Linked DNA regions of Homo sapiens: region 2 is linked to region 1. The links are chromatin loops, found by intact Hi-C in ENCODE. Cell type or tissue: heart right ventricle. All regions are shown on one strand. Links, peaks and the distances in the headings refer to the core of each region. The heading gives the core; the rest is flanking DNA. Region 1 overlaps SPTLC3 (serine palmitoyltransferase long chain base subunit 3). Region 2 holds the start of LOC107985384 (a long non-coding RNA gene).

Region 1 (11,985 bases), core at 2,125-10,124:
ACAAATCACACAGGGAAAAAGATCCATGCTTGAGGTTATGACAGCCCAGAGTCAATATGAGATTATTTCTTAAAATTGCAAGTTAAGGCCTACGAGTTGTCAGTTATACCAGAACAGGTTTTCTCAGCCTTAGCACTATCGACATTTTGAGCTAGATAACTCTGTGTTGTAGGGGCTGTCCCATGCATCGTAGGATGCTTGGCAGCATCCCTGGCCTCTGTCCACCATATGCCAGTCACACACTACTGCAGTTATAATGACTGAAAATCGCCAAATGTGCCTAGGCTGGGGCAAGGACAAGCTCACCCTGGAGAACTACTATGTCTAGAGTGCTCCCAAAGACTTCATCAACAGTACATACTCTCTGGGCTGGCTGGAGGAGGTAATGGTAGGTGATGCAGAAAGTGAGCTGGTAGAAACTGGAAATGCAAACTTTGCATTTCCCACAGTAGGACTGGGAACATCCAGAACCCTAACCATGGGGGCAGAAGTACTGGAGTTAAAAATGTTAAAAATAAAATGAAACCAAGCTTCTTATTATTATTATTTTAGAGTTGGGAGAATTCACTTTTTTTTTCTTAAAAGGAATAAAGGCACACTTCTGCTGCTGCTCATTATCCACTCATGCAGCAGAAAAAATGTGCACTCAGGGACTAATGAGATTAGCGGGCTGAAAGAAATCCTATGTCTATCCTCAAGTCTCCTTTGTAGCCACACTCCTCCTTGTCTTAAAGTTGAACAGCCTTCACTTCCTTCCTTTTAATATTTTTCACTTTTCTATCATTATAGGAGATATCCCCCTCAATTTGCCTAACGTCAGGATTGTTTGAGAATTGATTCAGGATTGGGCACTCTGAAATAATGTCTCCTTGGCTTATGGACTAGACATCAGCCCATTCCTACCCGCTGGCTCTGGAACAAGAATTGCACCCCAGGTTACTCCTACCTTGGGGAAAACAGGCAGATCTTTTGTATTGATGGCAATCACTAACAAAGTTCAGCAAGCAGCTGGGGGTTGGGCGTGCTGTCCAGGTAGGGGCATCCGGGCCACCCATCAACAATTTCTACCAGTCATAAAGGCAAGGAGTGTTTTGATCTTGAATAACCCAGCTGCGAAACGCCTTTGAAACTCTGGGGCAGTCAAAGGTAGTGGAAAGATCAACTCAAGTTAGCAATGCCTTGAGAGGATATTTCTGAGGAAGCCTTCACAAGCCGGCCAGCCTCCAAGCTGCTGTGCCATATATAGAGTCATCAAAAAGACAGATAACCCACGTCTGACAGCTCCCATTGGTGGCTCTGTCTCAGGTCCCTGTGTCATATAACCAATTCTAAGTCATTTCTCTGTTTAGCTAGGAAAGGTGAGCCTTTCCGCACTGGTCAGCTTGCTGCAGGCCTCCGAGTCGTAAAATGTGTCCTGTTATTTACATACCTGTAGACACCCTCCACCAGGATGAGAATCTTTTTCCAAGCTCTGCGGGTTCGAGGCTGGCCATAGATGACAGCATCTCTCAGGAGCTTCTCTAGGCTTTGTGTGTCTTTAAATAATACCAAAAAAAAAAATTGAGTCATGAAAGGGTTTACTTTTCCTTTTCCACTTTCTTTTTCCAGATGTTTTATGTTCACACTCAGACCTAAACTTTCAGAGAACAAATTCAGAATCAGAGAACCCTTAGGGAGAGAGAGACAGAGGTCTATTTTTCAGTAGAACTTAACTCTGACAAGACAAATAGTTGGATTTGTACAAGTAGGCAGAGTAAACTCTCACCAGTGGGGCATGGTTTCCTAGGCTCTTAAAGGCTCTCCCCGCCTGCCTTAGAGAGATTGAAATTCTACGTTAAATGCATCTCTTAGGTCTAAGCTTTGTTGCAGGCTGAAATGAACTCTGAGAGACATAATTAATACCACTCATCAATCGTGTAGACATGAGCATGTTAGAGTTTAGCTGAGTTTGCACGGATCTCACTTCCTACACTTTGAGCCTTGATTTCTGACATCCCCCAGTCTTAGAAGTTTCAAAACTTTAAAGCAGTGGGACAATTAAGCCTCTTTTTCAAAATATTTGGGGATCTCTGAACACAATAATAGCTCACAGTTATTGAGCCCTATCTGTGTGCCAGGCACCCTTCTAAGCTCAGTTTTTGTCATACCTCATTTAATCCTCATAAGAACCATCTGGAGGAAGTACTAGTAGCATTTCCATTCTGTGGTTCAGGAAACTGAGACACAGAGGAGTTGAGTAAACTGCCTGAGGTCTATCATAAGCAACAGAATCAGGATTTGAACCCATGTAGTCTGTACTGTAATCCACATTTGTAACACTACCCTTTGCTGCCTTATGTGAAAGCCATTGTCCCTTCTTCTCAAATGAAATGGTGATGTAGAACAAGGGAGGATGAATGTCTGGCAGAATAATCTTGTTAACTTCTAATGTCAAATATAATCAATAGTGACAATTCATTTATCTGCTATCAGAGGTTGATGACTGGGCTTGGGTTGAGAGGTCATTTAGAAGAACTTGCCTACCAACCTAGCTGTTTGGTATATATGTACATGTGTGTGTATTATTTTGTTTTTAACATTTAAGCCTAGCAAGAAAAAAATGGCCGAGGTTTATGGGCATATTTTTTAGACTGATTATATTTGTACTGTGTATTTTTTGCATTTCCTAAGCTTTCCCTTTTTTGAGAAGATGAAACTGAAATACTTAGGTCCAGAATCCAATCTTAATTTTAAAAGATGGAGATGCTACTTAACTGCTGGCTTGACTGTTATGCAATGTTCACCAGGCATTAGAAACACCATTTAAAATGCTCACAAAAGGTGACATCTAGCAAAGCTAAATCTTTGAGGTCAGGAGTTCGGGACCAACATGGTGAAACCCAGTCTCTACTAAAAATACAAAAAATTAAGTGGGTATGGTGGTAGGCACCTCTAATCCCAGCTACTTGGGAGGCTGAGACAGGAGAATTGCTTGAACCCAGGAGACGGATGTTGCAGTGAGCCGAGATCACACCACTGCACTTCAGCCTGGGTGACAGAACGAGACTCTGTCTCAAAGTGAAAAAAAAAGATAAATCTAAAGCTGCATAGTCAGTACTGGTTTTGACCACTACAGACAAAGCTCTCAAGAAGCGTATGTGCATTGGCTTATCACTCACTGGTCTAGGCTCAAATTAGCTGCAGTTCTTGGTCTCAATGGAGAGCCCTTCAACTTTGTCTTTGAGTCTCCAGTCTGTGCTCAGATCTGTTTTAGGGCTTCCCCCAAAGCTGAGTGAATGCATTAGTGGCTGCATTAACTTTTCCACACTGCAACTCTGCCACATTCAATGAGGCCACAAGATAGTTCTTTGAAATAGAGTTGTGAATATATTTGTGTGTGTGTGTTTCTTTTTAATTATCAAGTACATTTAAGCAAACCACATTTAAATAAAGGTGACTTCCTATGACTTGGAGTGGGATAGGACAAGTCAGAATTTGATAGTGCAATATCAGAACCTCATCTCTGAGAGGCCCCTGTTAGCATGGCACCTTCCAAGCTGTCCTCAGCATCCACCCACTAGAGACTGGGTATCGGGTCCTGAAATTCAGAAAAAGCATGTGACATGAATAAGATGCTGCATACTAGCAAGATCTCTTGGAAATCCAAACAGTAGTGTTAATACACTATTTGACTTCCTTTAACATCCTTAAGAAAACATCACATAAATAATGAAAAAATAAAGGAAATATATAATGAAATAATGAAGAATTAAGGGAATAATTCTTTATTCAAATATATAAAGCCTTAGGTATTAGATATAGTATGCTACCTGTATGCTACCAATAATATCTGGCATGTTATCAGAACCAACAGATACAAAAAAAAAAAAAAGGTCATTTTCCTTTCCTTTCTTTAATCACTAGCCAGAAACTAACTCTTTAGGTGCTTTGTCAGTTTAAATGTGGAATTAATCAATTTCACCAAGATCGTAAGGACCCGTGAAAGAAGAATTGGAAGAATGGTGGATCTTTGTTTTATTTCATGCCACTTTCCTTTTCTTTGTTTTTTTCTCTTTTTATCTGCAAAACAGGCCTCCTGATATCCTGGCATCACTATTGTGTTCTTTTCACATAATATTACCTAATTGACAAATTTACAGAGCTTTCTTCAGTTCTTGTTCTACTTGACCGTGGGCAGCATTTGACACAATTCAACACACACTTATCTTTTAAGCTTCTTCCCTCTGCCATCTGGACACCATTTTTCATTAGTTTTTCTTATTCCTTTTCCCACTATTTCTAGTATTCTTTGTGAGCACTATTTCCTCTTTTAACCCATTTTCCTTTTATGTTTTCTCCTTGACTTTTTTTTCTATTTTCTCATTAATCTTCCAGTGGTTCTCAACCTTCAGGATGAATAGAAATAATCATCTGGGTAACCAGTTAAAATGCAGATTCTCGAAATTTCTACTCAGAGATTTTGAATCAGTTGGTGTGGGTCAGGGCCCAGACGTTTGTATGCTCAGTATCCCTGGGGTCTGGAACCCATAACGCAAAGCGAGACCTCTACTTTGATCGATATAATGTTTTTCTTACCATTTTTTAGACAAATATGGGAACCTCAAACCCATTTCCAAGATGGAACTTGCTGCAGACTACATTACTGGCCCATTTTCCACCTCATTTGAGTTCCTTCTTCTGTGACTTTGCAGTCCTTTCCTCTCACCAGTGGAGAACGTTTCCCTGCCCCTTGGCTTGGGTTCAGCCAAGTGACTTGCTTTGGCTAACGGAATACAGAGAAGAGACAGTTTGCTAGTTCCAAACCTAGATCTGAAGAGGTCTTATGCATTTCTACTCTTTCTCTTGTGCTTCTGCTAGTGACAGGAAAAGAAAATGCCCAGGCTAGCCCCCTGGTCTCAGGTTGGCCCTGGGAGAGGATTAATGGCACGTAGGGCACGGTTACCCCAGCTCACCTGCAGCCTCCAGTGAGAAATACTTGCTGATTATTATTGGCAACTGAGGTTTGTTCCAGTAATAGTTGCCTAATACAATCTCGAATGGCCCTTCCTGATATAGCCTCTGCCTGTCTTTCTGACATAGTTTGTCAACATCCCCCAACACACAGCCTCCTGATTCTCCTCCATGCTTTTTTTCCTCTTGTCTGTCTGGAGAATGCTCACTCATCACTGAAGTCTTAACCCAAACTCTTCTCGTCAATAATACAGAACAGAGTTAAGGGCTTCCTCCTTGGTGTCCCTCCCGACTTGTCTATTATTTTTTAAGCACTCATCGCGATGTTCGTTTTTTGCTTTCATGTCTCTCTTCCATGAAGTCAGGGACCTCGTCCTCATCCTTCTCGCCCTAGTCTTAGTACACAGTACTAGGCTCAATCATTACCTAATAATTGCATCAATGTTCTTTTCCTGGAGAAAGAACGTAGACTAGGAGACAGGCAAGGAAATGCCACTTGTGGATAGAAATAAGAATTATTAGAAAAGATAAATATCTCCTACCTGCAATATATTTTCAAAAATTGATGGTATCTTTTGTTTTGTTTTAAAACGAGCAGATAGATATTTTTTGAACGTTCCCAAGAGCGTGTTTTAGCGTACATTATTAACCACTAGATGGCAGCCAAGGAAACAAAAAGCGGCTTTCTTGTTTTGAAATTTTCAGTTAATAAACTTTCACCTATTTGGGTATCTTCTTTTCACTTTTGCTTTAGGCAGAGTTCCTAAAATATTGAAGAAAACCTTGCGACTTGGAGAACCAGTCTTCCTTTCCTATAATCTTTTATTTATTATGTCTATAATATTTTATACTATTATTCATCTTCTATAACCAAATCCTCTGAATGGAATAAAGAGATGGTGAATAAAAGCATTCCTGTTAAGAATGTTTTCCCTTTGGGACTTGGAATTTATAAGTTTTTGTGCAGAAATGATAGATGGTAAATGTGGCTCCGACGACACTGGAATAAAAACTAAACCCAAGTGAACTAAATTAGTAGTCATTTTAAAATGAATATTCTAAGATTTGGAAAAAATATGTAAATTCAGAGGCCACTGTGTTGTTTTTGCACCAAAAAGGTCACATAAACACGATGGATTAATCCAGAATTTTAAAATGAACACCACGAGTCCTAAAGAGAAGCTTTTCTCCATTTTTAAAAATAACACGCAAGACATGAAAACAAGACTTTCGGTGGCCGCGCTGTGTTTTATACATTTTGCGGAGGGAAGCAAGAGGAATCCCAGTCTTTTCCAAGTCAGGGACTTCGTTGTGTTTGACTTGAATGGAGATAGCCATGGGAGTGGCTTTTGGTGGAGTTCACAGCCCCCCAGGGTCAACACACCAGGATTCTTGAGCAGAAGGAAAATCAATTAGCCATTTTTTTTTTCCTCCTGCAGGGGATGAACTCTCCGACCTCTTAGAATCACAGAAGCTACACAGGAAAAGGGAAGACTGCGCTCGGCCTGGATTCTGGCCCCACCTTAGCCCCTGGCATGTTCCTCTCTGGTTCTCTGTCGTTCTACAAGGCTACAGTGCGTGGGTTACAAACCCGCAGATTTAAGGGATTGTGATTTATGTTCTGTAGGCCTTATGGGATTCTACCGTTTCAGCAAGCTGCATGCTTACATCTGCAAGGGATTTTTTTTAAAATAATGATGCTTATTAAGGCACTTACACTTGCATTATGTTAATCCCCATGACACCTCTGAGAAGTAGGGAAGGACTGTTAGGTTTTTGTTTTTTGCAGATGAAAAAAACAATGCCAGAAGTTTTGTTAAAAAAAGTTCCCCAAACAAAAGCCCTCCAAACAAACCTGTTCTTGTTGATTTAATAAGAAAATTCTGAGATACGGAAATTAAAATAAAAGTATAATTTTGACACCATCTAGGCACACACACACGGTGCTATGGTACAGTGTGGTTCTTGAGTCACAATGACACACCACGGACTTAAAATGACCACTATTTGAGCATTAATAATGCCTTGGTGTTACTCAGCACAAAATTTGACTCACTAAGGAGGTTTCTTTTGGTTTGTAGAGGACTAAAAGGATTGAGCTGGTTTGGTGGTGTATTAGTCCATTTTCACGCTACTGATAAAGACATACCTGAGACTGGGTAATTTATAAAGAAAATGAGGTTTAATGGACTTACAGCTCCACGTGGCTGGGGAAGCCTCACAATCATGGCGGAAGGGGAAAGGCACATCTTACGTGATGGCAGACGAGAGAGTGGGAGCCAAGTGAAAGGGGAAAACCTTTATAACACCATTAGATCTCGTGAGACTTATTCACTACCACGAGAACAGTATAGGGGGAACCGCCCCCATAATTCAATTATCTCCCACTGGGTCCCTCTCACAACACATGGGAATTATGGGAGCTACAATTCAAGATGAGATTTGGGTGGGGACACAGCCAAACCCTATCAGATGGTTATAAATATCTAGCTATAAGAAATGAAAATGTGGAGACCATGTTCTGGTGCCTAGTGCAAAACAGTCCTAGCCTTTTGCCAGCATAGTTAACTGGATTACTGAATTACTAAATACTTGGAATAATCCAACTATGTGTCCAAAGCTACAATCAGGCTTAGGTGACAAATGCTCTTAGCCAGCCTGAGCCTGTGCCTGTTCTTACATTCAAAACCCTAATAATAGCAAGCCTCCTGGATCTGGAAAAGCTGAAGATGCAGTTTTGTGAAAAGAAAGCACAAGGCAGCAAGGGACCCAGAATCTTCCAAGAAGGTAGGGCATAGTTCATAGTGTGTCTTCCGGAAGAAAAAACCCAGACATTTAGCTTTCCTCTTATTTCACTGTCAAATGGCAACACTGTTGCATACATCAGGGCTTCCTCCTTTCTCTTCTCTTGTGCAGCTGTGGGTTTTCCAAAGGCCTAGATCTACTGTGAGATCTTCACTCACTGCCCATTTCTCAGTGCCCCTGCTCCCTCTCCTATGGATCCAGGAATGCGAGATTGGGGCTGAAACTCAGCCTCCACTTTCCATATGCTCCTGGTGTGGTTGGTGGTTTATTCTTTGTCATCCATGACCCCACAAAAACTACTTTCATCTGCATTTAGAGACACCCTTTGGTTCCCTACTCTCTGGGTTGCTCAGCAAAAATATTTTTGTGTCTGCCTATCAGCGGCACTCATATTTTGTAAATGAAAAGATGGATGGATGATGAATGAATGTCACTTTTTACTGTTCCTAGTCCCTTACCCCCCATCTCTATATCCACTCCTCTTATTCCTTTGGACATGCAGTTTCATCCTTCAAGATTCAGCCCAAATGTGAAATAGTAAGTAGCGGGTATTTAAATAGCTATGAATGATGACAAAGAAATTATTCTTACTTTTAAGATGGTGGTGGGGAGGACTGTCCCCCTTTTTTAGCCTTTCGGCGGAAACAAAATCACAATGACCAATTTTGTCAAGCAAAACAATTATTTTTTGAAAGTCACATTTATGGGGTCTGTTCTCCATGAGATCACAGAGGGCATTTTTGACTGAAAATCTGGTGCCTTTAAGTTTTATAAAGCAGATTGTGCAAGGACTTTGGCTCAGGTTTTCTGGATGGCTCTTTAAACATGTGGATAGATGTCGCACAGCCTTAGGCAGTTGAAAGAAGCAAAGGGATCTTCTTGGAAGAGTGCAAAAGACAGCTGAGAGCAGGTGACCTGGGTTGGGCTTATGGATGAGGCAGGTGCTAGGGACAGGGCCTGTTTACCCTGCAGGGGGAGGGGGTAATTGCAGCAACTTTTGACTCTGTAGGCATGAGATGAAGGACAGGCAGAACCTAGAAACCAGGGACAGGGTGTCCAATAGGCTTGGGCTCTGGGCTTGATGTAATGCATAGGATTCTGATCCTCAGGAAGGAGATTGTGGAATGAGACAAAGTACTGAGATGGGATCTCTAAATGAGGGGGCTCAATGCACCAAGGTGAGACATGATTCAGGGAACAGTGTAGGAGCCCAGTGGTTAGGATTCTCAGTCAGGTGGGTGCTGGCAGCATCTACCTAACCAAAACTGCCTTGGCCCTGGGAGAGGTGTACGGGAGATGGAGGCTACCAAGTATTACATTCATCACTCTGCCATCCAGGGGCAAACAGAGGGTAGAAAAGGCCAGGAAAGGAGGTAGCGTGTCATGCTTAAAAACGGAGACTCTGGAGTCAGACTTCCTAGGTTTACCAGCTCTGACTCTTACTAGCTCTGTGTATCTAAGTCACTTCACCACTTTATAGATGTTTCTTCTTCATCTGTCAAAAAGGAGATAAGAGTAGCAGGTGATTCATTTTGTAGTTATGAGGCTAAAATGAGTTGGTGAATGTAAATGGCTCATTACAATGAAGGCTCAATACCTTTTAATTATCATTAAAAGATAGGGAGGCAATTGCTGGCTTTATTAAGCAACCTAGTTTAGAAATCCAAGTTGGACATTGAAATATAAAAGATCATGGCTTGCAAAGTAGTCTAAGCCATGTTTACGGGTTTAACTTTTTACTTAAACAACCTCTCGAGCCCTTGTTCTGCAGACTAGGTAGTGCTCAGAGTTTTCTGGCAAACACTGGCCTTCTTTTTCTTCCTCCTCTTGGTCTTTAGTAGGCAGAGTTTTGGTTCTTCCTTTCCACTTTTTCTTTTAAACTACTCCAAATTCTTGACCTGCCTGGACCTCTGACCTCATGACAACTCTCTAAGCTGAAGAAACAGCTTTTCTCCGAGGCTAGCTTAAGAAAGTCTTAGTGACTCACTTGAGGACCGAGGTTGCCTGCAGTCTCGCTGCTCTGAGTGTGGTTCTGCATGACAGCAGCAGCAGCAGTAGCAGCAGCGGCACCCAGGAGCTTGTCAGAATGCAGGATCTCAGGCCCCCACCCAGACCTGCTCACTCAGAGTCTGCATTTTAACAAGAGCCCCCAAGTACCTCGTGTGCATATGAAAGCCTGAGAAATATTGGGGAAAAATAATTTCATTATTTGCTCATTTCCTCAAAATGCACCAGAAACACCATGGAGAACAAATGTGTTGGTTCCTGGTTGCAGCTGACTCTGTAGCTGAGGCCGTGAAATGGCTGGAGAATGGCTGGATAGCACAAGGGCAGCCTGAGGGTTGGCTATGTCCCTGAAGCTGCCCACAGTAGAAAATGCAAAGAGATCTTTTTAATACTCAGCGAGCAAGAATGCAGAGGCCAAACTTCAGCATTCTGAATTGAAATTGAGGCTACTAACAGGATAGGGCTCCATTAGCCATCACACTGGACTGAGTTTTACACAAGGGACCATAGCTTTCTGACTCCTACATATGGCCTGGCAGCAAATAGCTGGACTCAGCTAGTGGTTAAGAGTGTTAACAAGTGCTGTGCACATCCTGCCTATACCCTCTCAGCCCAGCTTCTTCATGCAAACACAGGCCATTCTTTGCCTAAGAGCTCTTTTTCTGGCTGTGGGAACATAGCCTGATTAGGGAGCAGCCTTCAATCAGTCACAAATGGGAATTTGTGGGTAAATACTTCAGCTCCCTCAGCCCACAGGTAGGGATAACAGTGAGTTATCTATCCTGGCACCCAGAGTTTCCTAGTAGAATCGAGGTCCTGTTGTCCACTCTGGTCACTTGCTTGACAATGCACCATGTTGGCTGCCTTCCTGTGCCCTGGTCACCTACTGGTGCTTCCTGTGCCCTGCTCACCTACTGGTGCTTCCTGGCATCACTTTCTGAATAAGTGACTTGTGATTACATCCGTGTCTCAAGGTCTGCTGCTGGGGGAAGCAAACCAAGACAAAAGCAACAGACTTGGGTCTGCATTTTGACCCCTGTGATTTATCATTTGCCTGACCTTAGGCAGGTCATATAATCACTTTGAGGATTAGTTTTCTCTTTAATAAAATGAGGATAATGAAAAGAACTCTGTATCTGGGTTGCTGTTAAAATTAAATGAACCAGTTAGCTAAGAACTTAATACCAGTGAAAGCTGAATAAATGATAGAGTAGTTATGACTCAGCTATTATCCACATGTACTATTATAGAAGAACTAATCTATGGTGATAAAAGATTCTGGTACTCAGGTGTTTTTTTTGTTGTTGTTGTTATTGTTTAAGAAATGAGGTCTTGCTATGTTGCCCAGGCTGGTCTTGAACTCCTGGCCTTAAGTGAGCCTTTCATCTTAGCTAACCGAGTAGTTGGGCTTACAGATATGAGCCACCAGGCCTGGCTCTAGTACCCAGTTTTGAATTTAGCATCACTAAAAATGCACTTCTGAGTCTTTTCCTGTTTTTTTAGGAAATAGACTTTCGGTGTTCTGATTTTGCTCCCTTGCAGAACTTTCCTTCTATTTAGTCTTCTCAGGTATTCATTCTGGCTTTGTGGGAAATGGAGAGAGAATAATAATGAATAGCTTTGGAGTTAATGGTCAAGCCTATTTACACAGGCTTAAAAGTTTATTATGATGGTCTGAGTAGGTTTAAGTATATCTTAGGTATTTTTTCCTACAGAGAATTAAAAAATCCAAGGGCCCAGAATTCTGATTCATTTATAGTTGGCTTAAATAACAAAGGATGTCCACTTCCATTGGTACTGCTAAAAAATAGAACCTCCTCCTCTCCAACAGGCAGAAGAGTATTGTTAAGGTGTAAGGAGAGGACATGAAGCAGAGGACAGTCTGTGAGAGCAGAACAAGTTTAGAGTTGCATGAAATTCCACAATCCCATTGTTTAAGAATGCTCTGGTGCAGGTGGCCATTCTTAAAACCTGTCTCACAAGTTATTAGCTTCTATCTGGACTGGTTGTGTGTGTCATGCACATACAGTTTCTGCAGATCCTAAACAATCCCTGTATTATCAGTCCAATCTGTGTGGATGCATATGAAGGATTAAGACATCACTGCATACTAAAGCAGTTAGTATTATCTTGGGAATAGCAGAGCAAGAAACAGAGCCAGCAGCATCTGATGCTGTACATATTATAACTCCATTCAGTTCTTTCCCTGTCCTTATACTTCTT
Region 2 (11,985 bases), core at 2,739-10,738, 1.4 Mb after region 1:
TATTCTGTAAGCCACCTAGTTTCTGCTAATTTGTTAGAGCAGCCACAGGAAACTAACACAATGAGTGAAAGGAACTGAGAGTATTTCATTTCCCTCCCAAAGAATTAGAAGCTGGCACCCAGACAAATCTTCAAAATAGGTGGTAACACGGATGAGATTTCTTTTCAACTCTCTCCAGGCCCATTTTTTTTTTCTATTTTTTCTATATTCCTGATGTCTGTTAACTCTCTCTTCTTCCAACAAAATCACTCTGCCATGGTCCACTACTTCAAGTAGAAGAAAAGCTTTAAACAGGTCAGCAATAATGCACACCAGGCCTGCAGCTCTGTCTGAGGTTGATTCCTTAGAAGTAGAGCCTGAGATGGGTGTTTTTTCTCGAGTGATTTATTGAGAGAATGACCTCAGGGAAATGAGTGGGGGAGCTAGGATAAGGCAGGTGAAAAAGCTAAACAAAAGATGTTGGTTCCTGTGAAGTCTAACCTTGGCCTGTTCCCACCAGAATGAATGGCCTTAGAGTTTTTATTTAATAGATTTTATTTTTTAGGAGAAGTTTTAGATTCCCAGCAAAATTGAACAAAAAGTACAGAAAGTTCCTATATACACCCCTGTACACACATGCACAACCTCCCCAACTGTCAACATCCTACACCACAGTGGTACTTTTGTTACAATCGATGACTCTACATTAACACATCATTGTCATCTAAAGTTTATAGTTTACATTAGGGTTCACACTGGCATGTATCTACCATTATAAAGTCAGAATATTTTCTCTGCTCTAAAAGTCGTTTGAGCTGTATTTATTTCTCTCTTTCCCCAACCCCTGGCAACCACTGATCTTTTCATTGTTTTTATGGTGTTGTCCTTTCCAGGAATGTCATATGGTTAGAAAAATAGTGTGTAGCCTTTTCAGATTGGCTTTTTCAGTTAGTAATATGCATTTAAGTTTCCTCCATATCTTTTCATGGCTTGGTAGCTCGTTTCTTCTTAGCACTGAATAATACTCCATGTGTGGATGTACCATAGTTTATTTACCTATTCACCTACTGAAGGACATTTTGGTTGTTTGCAAGTTTTGGCAATTATGAATAAACCTATTATAAACAGCTATTTGCAGGTTTTTGTGTGCATGTAAGTTTTCAGTTCATTTGGATAAATACCATGGAGCGTGATTGCTAGATCATATGGTAAGGCTATGTTTAGTTTTGTTAAGAAACTGCCAAATTGACTTCCAAAATGGCTGTGCCATTTTGCATTCCCATCAGCAAGAAATGAGAGTTCCTGTTGCTCTACGTCCTCACCAGCATATGATGTTAGCATTTTGGATTTTAGCTGTTCTAATAGGTATGTAGTGGTATATCTCATTGTTGTTTTAGTTTACAATCTGTACTGACACATGATGTTGAACATTTTATATTCTTATTTGCCCTCTGTAGACATTCTTTGGTGAGATACATGTTCAGATCTTTTGCCCATTTTTTTTTCATTAAGTTGTTCATTTTTTTAATTATTGAATTTTAAGAGTTTGTTGTATATTTGGGATAATGGTCCTTTACCAGTTATGTCATTTACAAATTTTTTCTCCCCATCTGTGACTTGTCTTCTTGCTTTTGTGAGATACTAGTTTTTCAAATGTGGAATTAAGGGCCTTGTGCTGTTAAGTCAACCATTCCAAAGAAATTCACTTCTAATAGCTAAGGGCAGTTCTCCGGGGGAGGGTACAAGTGTGAATCTAGCATTCAACATCAAAAGCATGTTGGAGTTAGATGTTCTGGCTTCCAAGAAGAGATCTCAGTGAAGCCCTACAAGCAAGGACTACTTCTGGGATAAGTAGTCCCAAGGTGTCTCTACGGAAGCAGAGAGTACAAGTCTGTATAAGCCAAACTCCCTTTGGCTTATACAGACTTGATTCAATGGCCGCAGTCCTTTGGCTGAGTGATGGCTATCTGAACAGGCCAACCGTTTGCCACCTGGGATGATCAGATTCTGTCCCATAAATAAGCATGTCAGCCAAGGGACATAGCTGGAACAATCAACTGGTAACTAGAGTAGAAGTCACCTTCAGAGCATCGGGTCTCAGATAGCACCTGTCTCACATAAATGAAAGAGCATGAGGTAATCTAATGCCAAATAGCCCTTAACTTTTGGTGCCCATGAGGCCCAGTTATTTTGTAGACTGGTTTGATAGAAACTCCTAAAAGCTTTATGCTCTTTATTTCCATGTTATTTTTATAATCAATTTTGATTACTTGGGTTCACCTGGATGGGTCTCTGCATCTTACATCCAAAGGGACTGACTGTATAACATGATAGGCCAAATGATCTGCAAAAAAACATTTAGACACTGTGTGAATTGATGAATGAAGGTTAGAAGTCCCAAAATAATCCACTGTTCAAAGAAAAACATTAATACTCCAACTTAAAAAACTGGTTAATGGTTGACTCTTCATATAAACCAGAGAGTTTTGGTGGTCAAATTCTTCCAGCCATCCTTTCCAATGTGTCCATCCATTTACTCATGGCACAAATGTTGATTGAGTGGGTATTTGCCAACTACCATGCCACGTTTGAGTTTCAATCATCAGTAGACTCAGGCACAATTAGATGCTCTCAAAGATCCTAGCAGAAGAGATAAACTACCAAATAATCACTCTGCTGAGTGATTAATTACATGCTGAAACAACAACTCAGAAGAAGGATGGACCAGTTTGAGATTAGGCTGTAAAAGCTGGAGTTAAGGGGAGCTGTCCCTCAGGATTGACACAAATTGATACAAAGCGTAAGTAGGAGTTCATAAGTGTGAAGGTCATGTGATCCAATTTGGATTTTTGCATTGTGAGAACATCAGTCTGTGGAGTAGAGGACAGATCAGGGAGGTTCAGAGGAAGTGAAGGTAAGCTAGCACAGTTTGTAGGCATCAGATCTGTGGTGGTGGCATTGACCATGAAAAAAAAAGGAATGGAAGGAATTCAAGAGTTATTTAAGAGTCTAACTCTGCAGAGTTTGGTGATTACCTATTGGGATGAGGAAGAGGGAGGTGTTCAGAATAATTCCCAGGTTTCTGGCCTGTTTGAAGGGAAGAATGGGACACCTTTTTTTGAGATAGAAAACTCCGAAGAAAAACTAGTGGGTGATAGAGATGAGTGGTTACCATGATCCTGGATTTAGTCTTGCTCACGTTGACTTTCAGGGGTCTTTGAGTGACATGAGTGAGCTAGACCTTACAGAAGAATTCTTGGCTAGAGATTAAATTTAGTGATGAATCTGTGTGTAGGTGTTATCTGAAACCACAGGCATGGATGGAAAGCATGGAGAGACAACAGCAAGGACTGTGTCTTTAGAAATGCTGATGGTGAATTATTTCCAAATGAGGGTGATCATGCAAATGAGATAGGAATGGAGACAGAAGAGAATTAGGAAGAAGCATATCTATCAGTCATGAAATTCAAAGGGATCAGCTGTCAAAAAAAAGGGAATGTTTGAATCCAGTGCTGATGAAAAGTGAAAAGTTAAGTAAGATGAGCCCTGACGTATGTTCACTGGATTTAGAGACGTGGAAGTTGATTGAGTACTGGGGAGAGAAGACAGATTGAATTAGATTGAGGAGTAGGGCAATCAGATAGAAATAAACAGATAACATTCTTTTGAAAAGTTTTAGTATAAAAGCATTTTGGATATCGTTTAAATTAATAGCAAATAATTCTCACCACCTGCCAAATACCAGGTCTTAATTAAGCATTGTGGAGGACTTAAAGTGTATGAGGTATATTTGTCCTTATCAGAAATGTAATTTAATATCTAACACAAGACATTTTCCTGATGAGGATATAGAAATAATTTGTGAAGAGATAAATATAATATTTACTAAGGTTTTACAACATTTCAAACATATCATTTTATTTCATGCACGTAGCCCTGTGGATTAGATAAATTAAATCTTTGCACTGTAAAGGAGGTATATGTTTTATGTCAATAATTTTAGATGTTCTAGGTAAGGAAATTTTAAAAACTAACACCTAACACATAAACATTTTTGATGTATTTTCTTTTAATAATATTCTGTGTAAATTATTAATATGACATTTTACCAACTGAACAGATAAGAAAATCAAGAATCAAACAATTTAAGTAGTTTTCAGAATGCCACTCAGCTGTAAGTTGCAAAATCAGAATTTGAAAATTATTGTTTGATTTGAAAATTTAGACTCTTCCTTCTCCTACCATACTACCTGGTGAATAAATATATGAGATTACCTGCTAGACAAATTGTATAAATTAGACATCCCTAAGAGCAAGGAGAATTTTGGATGGGGAGTGTCAAATATATTTCACATAGCACCTGGGGTTTGAGCTGGATCTTAAAAGACAAATAGGATTTAGATAAGGAAACAGCAAATTGTGCACCTTGGGCCAAATCCAGCCCACTACTTTTTTCTGTATGGTGTATAAACTAAAGAGTGTTTTCTTCATTCTTAAATGTAAAGTGTAAAAAAAGGTTATTAATCTTTTAGCAATATCAGTTGCTCCATTTTGCCTCTGGGTCCACGAAGTTTTAACTATTTACTATTTGATCTTGTATATAAAAAGCTTGCTGACCTTGATTTAGAGAAATACATGAGGGGTGGGGCCTCAAGTTAGAACAATGCCATCAGCCTATTTCTAAAGGAAGAAAACACAGGGGAATATTCTGGGGAAAGGGAGTGAACCAATCTAGGAAAGCAGAAGATCCATGCACTGTGGTCAGGCTCTCGGCTGTCTTTATTACTAGGCAAAGAAGAGTGGTCAATATTTTCCTACGTAAACATTTGCACAATTATCCTATCAACTAGATTTTGAGGCTCTCCTGGGCAATAATCATTTTTTTCCTACCTGTGTTTCCCAGTAGAGTCTCACACATGGCTGGTCACAGACTACTGGCTCAATCAATGTTAGTTGACAAACAGCCTCACATCATGTAGACAAGCTAGTTAATCATTACCAATGTCCTTTCCTCTTTAATTGTCATACACTGAGTCATAGCCTTTCCTCAAATACATCACTCTCAGGGACAACAAAATGTGTCCTTCAGTTGTAATAAACGGTGGGAGAGTGCAGGAGAGAAAAAGGTCCCAGCAATTTCTGATGCCGGATGTGCACCTAATTGCAATATTGACAAGAGAAAAGATGGGCCAATTTGAGTGTGCCAGTGTGATCTTCCAGCTGGATTATGCCATTATAAACAAGACGGGCTTGCCTACGTTGGAAATAAGGATGTTCAGTTTGCAGTAAATTCTGTTCAGAGCCCAAAGTTGAGCCCAGGGACCCCAGCAGCATAATCAAGGCCGTGATTGATGAGATGTCAGCGACTGTTAGACATAGTGTGTGACGCATCCAGTCACGGGGGACCTGAGTGTTTGTCATAATGTCACAGCACCTGCTGCTGCTGCTACCTTGGGGTGTTGGGAAAAGGGATGCGCCTGACGTGGCCGTCCCCTCCCCCAGCGCCCCGCAAGTGTTCGAGAGGAAGGCCGCGGGGGTATCTGCCATCAGGAAAGACAAAATGGAGCCACGCAGGGGAAAGCAGCATGGGGTGGGGGAAGGTGGCACGTTTCCGGCGCAGGGAGAGGAAGAACAGGTGCTCCTCCAAGGAAGACTGCCGCTGCTCCCCGGGCCCTGGCAGCCTGCCCCGCCGCAGAGCTGCGCGCACGCCGGCCTCCTGGCAGCGGAGCCCGCGGCGGAACCACCACAGCGAAGCATTCTGTCCCCTCGCAGCTGCTCTCCCAAAAACTACAGGTCCTCCAGGAGGCCGAGATAAACCTACGCGCAGCCTTGTCTTCCGGGAGAGGAGAGTGCCTGTTTCCCTACGCGAAATGATGTTTAAGATCCCTGCCCGAGCCCCCAGTCCCGCAGTTAAGCATCAACTGGCCGCCTAACGGGATTGTTCTTCCGCTTGGCATTTGCAAGGGATGGATTTTTCTCCGTTCTCTCCTCTGCCAAGTTTGCCTCCTCTGAGGCTCTCTGGGAGGGTATTTGTAACTCTGCAGTTCAGTTTGAGGAAGGAAAAAAAAATAAGACAATTTTCCAAAGCAATCGTGTGGTCTTTAAAATATTGTTATGTAAATGAATCTAATGTGTCTCTAAATTCATTAAGTGGGTTGGAGGGTTACTAGCCCTGGAGGGCCCCAGCGAAATTGGCAGAGACATTTTCACTGTCTAGGTTGTGGTTGTTGACCTTTTCTTCTGTCTTGCTTACCCTTTCCTAGGGAGGAGGCAGGAACTCGAGGGGCTTATCGGAGTGGCAGAAGGAAAGCCCCCACTGAAAATGCCTGTTATGCGCCTTCTGGGAACCGTCCTCCTCTTTCACTTCCTCCCAGCCCCAGCTGGAATTCCCAAATGTAGCCTAAACCAGTACCATACCTGCTAGACAAATTGTATAAATTAGACATCCCTAAGAGGGAGGAGAATTTTGGATGGGGAGCAAATAAAGGAAAAGGAAGCTGCCAAAACAGTGAGTCTTGGTCAGAATTTCACAGTCATTTCTCAGGTCTGGGTTGGAGGATGTAAACACAGGGGAAGTCAAGACAGATTGTTGCCATCCTAGCTACTTTTTGTAATTGGGAAGCATGTAAAGATTGACTCCTTTTTCTTGCGTCCTTCAAAGAGCACGAAAAGTGGGGCAGTAAGTATTCAAAAGCATCTGTTTCCTGCCTGAACCCCTCTGAGTACCAGAGGGGGCCAGCAGAAGAACCTGCCATGGTCCGTAAACATGCAGGGAAGGCTGTGACATAGGAAGCCAGGCCCACAGCTGAGCCTCCCAAGGATGAAGATAGGCATTCATCGAAAAACTGTTTTTGTGTTTCTTCCAGTACTGCTACTTTTTAAGTATAATTTACATACAATAAAATGCAGATTTTTAAGTATACTGATCTATGGATTTTGACAAGTATGTACACCCATGGAACCCACCACCCATCAAGAAACAGAACTTAGGCCGGGCATGGTGGCTCACGCCTGTAATCCCAGCACTTTGGGAGGACGAGGCAGGCGGATCACCTGAGGTCAGGAGTTCAAGACCAGCCTGACCAATATATAGTGAAACCCCATCTCTACTAAAAAAAAATACAAAAATTAGCTCGGTATGGTGGCACATGCCTGTAAGTCCCAGCTACTTGGGAAGCTGAAGCAGGAGAATCGGTTGAACATGGGAGACGGAGGTTGCAGTGAGCCGTGAGCCGTGATTGCACCACTGCACTCCAGCCTGGGTGACAGAATAAGACTCTGTCTCTAAAAAAAAAAAAAAAAAGAACTTGTTCATCACTGCAGCAGATTCCCTCGTGCCCTTTGTTTCAATCTTCCTCTCATCAAAGGACACCTCTGATGGATCTGCCTTCTGTCATTACAGATTAGTTTGCATTTTCTAATGTCATATTAATGAAACTACACAGTATGTAGTCATTTTCTGGCTTTGTTTGCTTAGAATGATGTTTTTGAAGATCACCCATGTAGGAACATATATCGAGAGCATCTATATGTAGTTTGTTTCATTTTATTGGTGAGTAACATTCCATGATATGGTTATACCGCCATTTGTTTATGCATTCATCTGTTGATAGACATTTGGGCTGTATATTGGTTTGTGGCTCTTATGAGTAAAGTTGCAATGAATATTCTTTTAGATTTATCTGGATGGATGTATCTTTTCAGTTCTCTTGGATAAATACCTGGGAGTGAAATTGATGGGTCATAGGGTAGGTGAACGAATTTAACATTATTGGGAACTGCCAAACAATTTAGCAAAAGGTTTGCACCATTTATCATTCCATCACAGCAGTATTTGAGAGTTCCAGCTGCTCCACATCTCCTCCAATTACAGTATTGGTATTGCTAGTCTTGTTTGCTTTAGCCATTGTAGTAGGTGAGAAGTAGTATCTGATTTCAGCCAAACATTTTCAAAGCAGTCATTTTCCTGGGGACCTATTGCTGAATTCTAGCAGATTTTTAGCTGGGCTATGAAAGGTAGAATTACAATAGGAAAAAGGTTTATATTTAGAGTCAGTCTGCATATTCATATTTTTAAAAGAAAACCTCTAAGCAGCAATTTGAGTTTAATATTTCTCCCCAGAAGTCTAGTTTCCTTAACAGCTGTTTATAAATATTTACCTTCACATTTTTAATGACGACAATGTATATAGCACAAATACCAGGAGCTTTAAGGTATAAATATTCAACACAGAGGTTTCCAGTTGTTTCTATGTAGGACACAGAGACCTGTCTTCACATACAGGTCTATGGAAGGCTTGCTGGCAGTAAAGGTGGATAAGAACTGATGCCCTAGAGAATAAACTTCCCTGGTTTGGGTCTTTTCTTTGCCAGGGGTGTGATTTAAGGCAAGTTATCTTGCCTCTGTAATGTATCATAATATCTGATATGGTTTGACTGTGTCCCCACCCAAATCTCATCTTGAATTGTAATCCCCATAATCCCCATGTGTCATAGGAAGGACCCAGTGGGAAATGATTGGATCATGGGGACGGTTTCCCCCATGCTGTTCTCGTGATGGTGAGTGAGTTCTCAGGAGATCTGATGGTTTTATAAGCATCTGGCATTTCCTCTGCTTGCACTCACTCTCTCTCCTTTCGCCTTGTGAGGAAGGTGCCTGCTTTCGCTTCATCTTCCACCATGATTGTAAGTTTCCTGACGCCTCTCCAGCCATGCAGAACTGTGAGTCAATTTAACCTCTTTTCTTTATAAATTACCCAGTTTCGCCAGTCTCAGGCATTTCTTTATTGCAGCATGAGAACAGACTAAAAAAATACCCTCCTCCATAAACTGGGATAATCATATATCTACCTCCTGGGCATGCATCTAAAACTTGAAACCACTGCCTGGCACATGGGAAATGCACAATAAATGCAAAAACATTCAAAAAAGCTAATTTTTAAAAGTGATTTGCCCTCTATCATTCTCCTTTTCTCCATTGAACATAACTGCAGGGCTGATCTGGCATCTCAAGGCCACCTGGAATGAAGTGCTGAGTCTAAGGGTCCATAGGCAGCTGGCATGTGATGTGATTCCAAGCTTCTAAAGAAATGCTCAGGAGAAATATATCTCTGGAAATGGGACCTGGAGGGATTTGTGTAGCCTTTGATATTTCATGCACACTTCAGTGAAGCTCCTGAAATTGTGTACAAAACTCATAGGATTTTTTTTTTTTAACCTGTAGCTTGCAGCAGATTCTCCAAGGAGACTGGGACCTCAGGGTCTTTTGGATCCACTGCAAAATAAGGTAGGACCATTGAAGGGTATGGAACAGATTTTGGAAAAAGAGAGTATTAGGATTGAGCTTCAGTTCTGCAACTTTTCAGCTAGTTGTTTCTGACCAAGTTACTCAATTACTCTAAGTCTCAGTTTCCATATCTTTGAAGTTGACATCATAGTATTTTGTATCTCACAGGGTTACTGAGAGGAATAAAAAGATGACATGGGCTGGGTGCAGTGGCTCACGCCTGTAATCCCAGCAATTTGGGAGGCCGAGGCGGGCAGATTGCCTGAGGTCATGAGTTCGAGACCAGCCTGGCTAACATGGTGAAGCCTCATCTCTACTAAAAATACAAAAAAATTAGACAGGTGTGGTGGCGCACGCCTGTAAGTCCCAGCTACTCGGTGGGGCTGAGGCAGGAGAATTGCTGGAATCCGAGACGCAGAGGTTGCAGTGAGCCGAGATGGTGCCACTGCACTCCAGCATGCATGACAGAGCAAGACTCCGTCTCAAAAAAAAAAAAGAAAAAAAAAAAGACATGATTGACATTCAGGAACTGGAACCTAGTAAGTGCCAAACAAATATTAGTTCCCTCCCCATTCACTGACCTAGATTATAGAAAGCAGGCTTAGCCTCTGTTAAATTGCAAATGACTTTGGGAAAGATAATAAATTAATTAGCCATTCTTGCCTTAGTATGAATGTACCAAATGTTTTCTTTAAAACAGAAATCTTGCCTCAAATATTAACAGACCACAGAAAAGAAAATATACAAAGACAAAATTACTTCCATTTAGAGAATTCCCTTAAACAATAATATTAAATTAATGGATAAATTTTGAGACCTTTCTTTTGCATTTCTGTCTCTTTGTACCTCTAAGATCTCTATTCATAACTATAGCAGCCCAAATATATGTATCTTTAGATATCAGAGTCCTCTTATCTTTAACTCAAGAGTCAGCAAACTATGGCCCATTGTCTAAATCCAACCTATGGCCTACTTTTGTAAATAAAGTTTTATTGGAATACAAACAGCCCCATTTGTTTACATATTGTCTATAGCTGCTTTTATACCCCAACACAGGATTGAGCAGCATGACAGAGACCACACGACTAGCAAAACCTAAAATTCTTACTGTGTGGCCTTTTACAGAAAATGTTTGATTCTTGATTGACTCCTGTTTGACTCACCTAGTGCCCTTTTGACACATTGGGAATATGCGAGAAAGCAAGAGGAGTCAAATGGCATAGAAACACGGCAGGAAGACTGGAAAGAGGCTATGATTCCCAGTGCAAACAAATCTGGGTTCAGGGACAATCATTTCATTTTGACTTACTAATTGATCACCCTTCTGTTTATTTAGGACTTTAAGAGCTTACCAAAATCTCTGTCCTTTATAAAATCAAAAAGAAGACAGACTAGTGGGATCAAAGGAAACTCCATAAAACAGTGGGTTTTAGATAATTTTTTCTAATCTTTTATTTTTTATATTTATATTTTATATAAGTTTTCTAAAAGAGTTTGAGAACTATAAATCAGGAACTGAATATAAGAAAAAGATAAACATGCTTACATAAACTATGTGAAAGGAACAGAATGGAAGAATTTAAAGAGTAAAACCTTAAGGAATTAAACAGTAATTTAAGGAGAACATCTATCTATTAAGGGACTGTGATACAATGATAATTAAATCATCAGCAAAAAAAAAATATTTTTGTGATGGAAATAAAGTATGGGGGAGGGAAGAAATTAGCATAAATTTAAAAAATATTACCAAGAAATTTTTAGGTCTTTGATTCAAAAGGATATTTCTTTTTTATTTTTTCTCCAACATAGAGACATTTTGATTCACATCCTTTGAAGGCTTTGTTTTCAGAAGAACTGCCCAGATAAAAAGCAACCATCCATCTCATGGATGAGCGTGGAAAAAGAAGGAATTTAGAAAAAATAAGCATGGTGAAAAGGGAAAGAGTTGTAAAGGGAACTGAATTTTGCACGGGTAAATCTGCCAATCACAGCACAGCTGGCCCAGGACAAAGGACGATAATAGATGGAGAGATGATGGAATCCAAAAAAAACCTTTTAAAACCACATTCATGAGAATGACCCCTACTAAAGGGATGGACAAATGTCCAGGGCTTCAAAAACGATTTTCCTTAAGGTTTTCTCTGTAAGCTCTGAAATTATCTCTGGGCAATGGCTGAGAAGTCTCTATCTCTTTATTTCTTTTCTTTGGGGTGGTTGGTAGAGGATGCAGCTTGAAGTTTTCTTTCTCTTCCCTTCATGAGACAGGAGTGGTAGCAGATGAAAAAGTAACTTAGCGAAGGCAAAGCCAGGTTTGTCTTTCTGATCTAGATTCTACGAGTAGAGCTGACTGCATATGGAGAGACAGAGAAAGGAACAGGTTCAATATAAAAATGCAAAGACCCTTGGGATAGAGCTTCCTTGGTTTAAGTTTCTTTGATCCTGGAGCTGGAGGTGAGGATTCTCATGCAGGTGATTTATTGAGATGAGGGTAAGAGTGGGGTTCTCTTAAGTGGAAACATGGGCAAGGGATGTGAATTCAGTAGGGTGAGGCAGGAAAATGGGTTAAGTAAGTAGGTTAGCCTAACTTCACGCCTGATCTCAGGGAGATTTCTGGAGTATGAATTGTACCACCGAGTAATTCCCACCTTGAGGTCAAGGATAGCCAATTTGTACCTAATGTCAGGGGCTGAAATCATGAGCTGCAGACCATTCCCAGGGAG

Evidence for each region. Peaks named below come from ENCODE experiments on the same cell type or tissue, not always from the same donor. Only the 100,000 strongest peaks of a DNase experiment are listed, where the experiment ranks them.
Region 2: a loop joins it to region 1, with 5 times the contacts of the local background. A loop is called at or near these places in 26 of 110 quality-filtered maps.

What each region holds. Positions count from the first base shown.
Region 1 is chr20:13,099,662-13,111,646 of GRCh38, reverse strand. It overlaps SPTLC3 (serine palmitoyltransferase long chain base subunit 3), which reads right to left. Exons shown (of 12, transcript NM_018327.4): 7 at 1,430-1,535. It also overlaps a transcript of TASP1 not described here. Among named protein-coding and RNA genes, the nearest start is that of SPTLC3, 97 kb to the right of the region's middle. In heart right ventricle, for the core only: a CTCF peak has its summit at 5,598 (motif pointing right); no DNase peak of the experiment used is centred there.
Region 2 is chr20:11,680,818-11,692,802 of GRCh38, reverse strand. It overlaps LOC107985384 (a long non-coding RNA gene), which reads left to right and starts at 5,437. Exons shown (of 1, transcript XR_004837567.2): 1 at 5,437-6,475. In heart right ventricle, for the core only: no CTCF peak of the experiment used is centred there; a DNase peak (open chromatin) is centred at 5,863; H3K4me3 peaks cover 873 bases; H3K27me3 peaks cover 1,773 bases.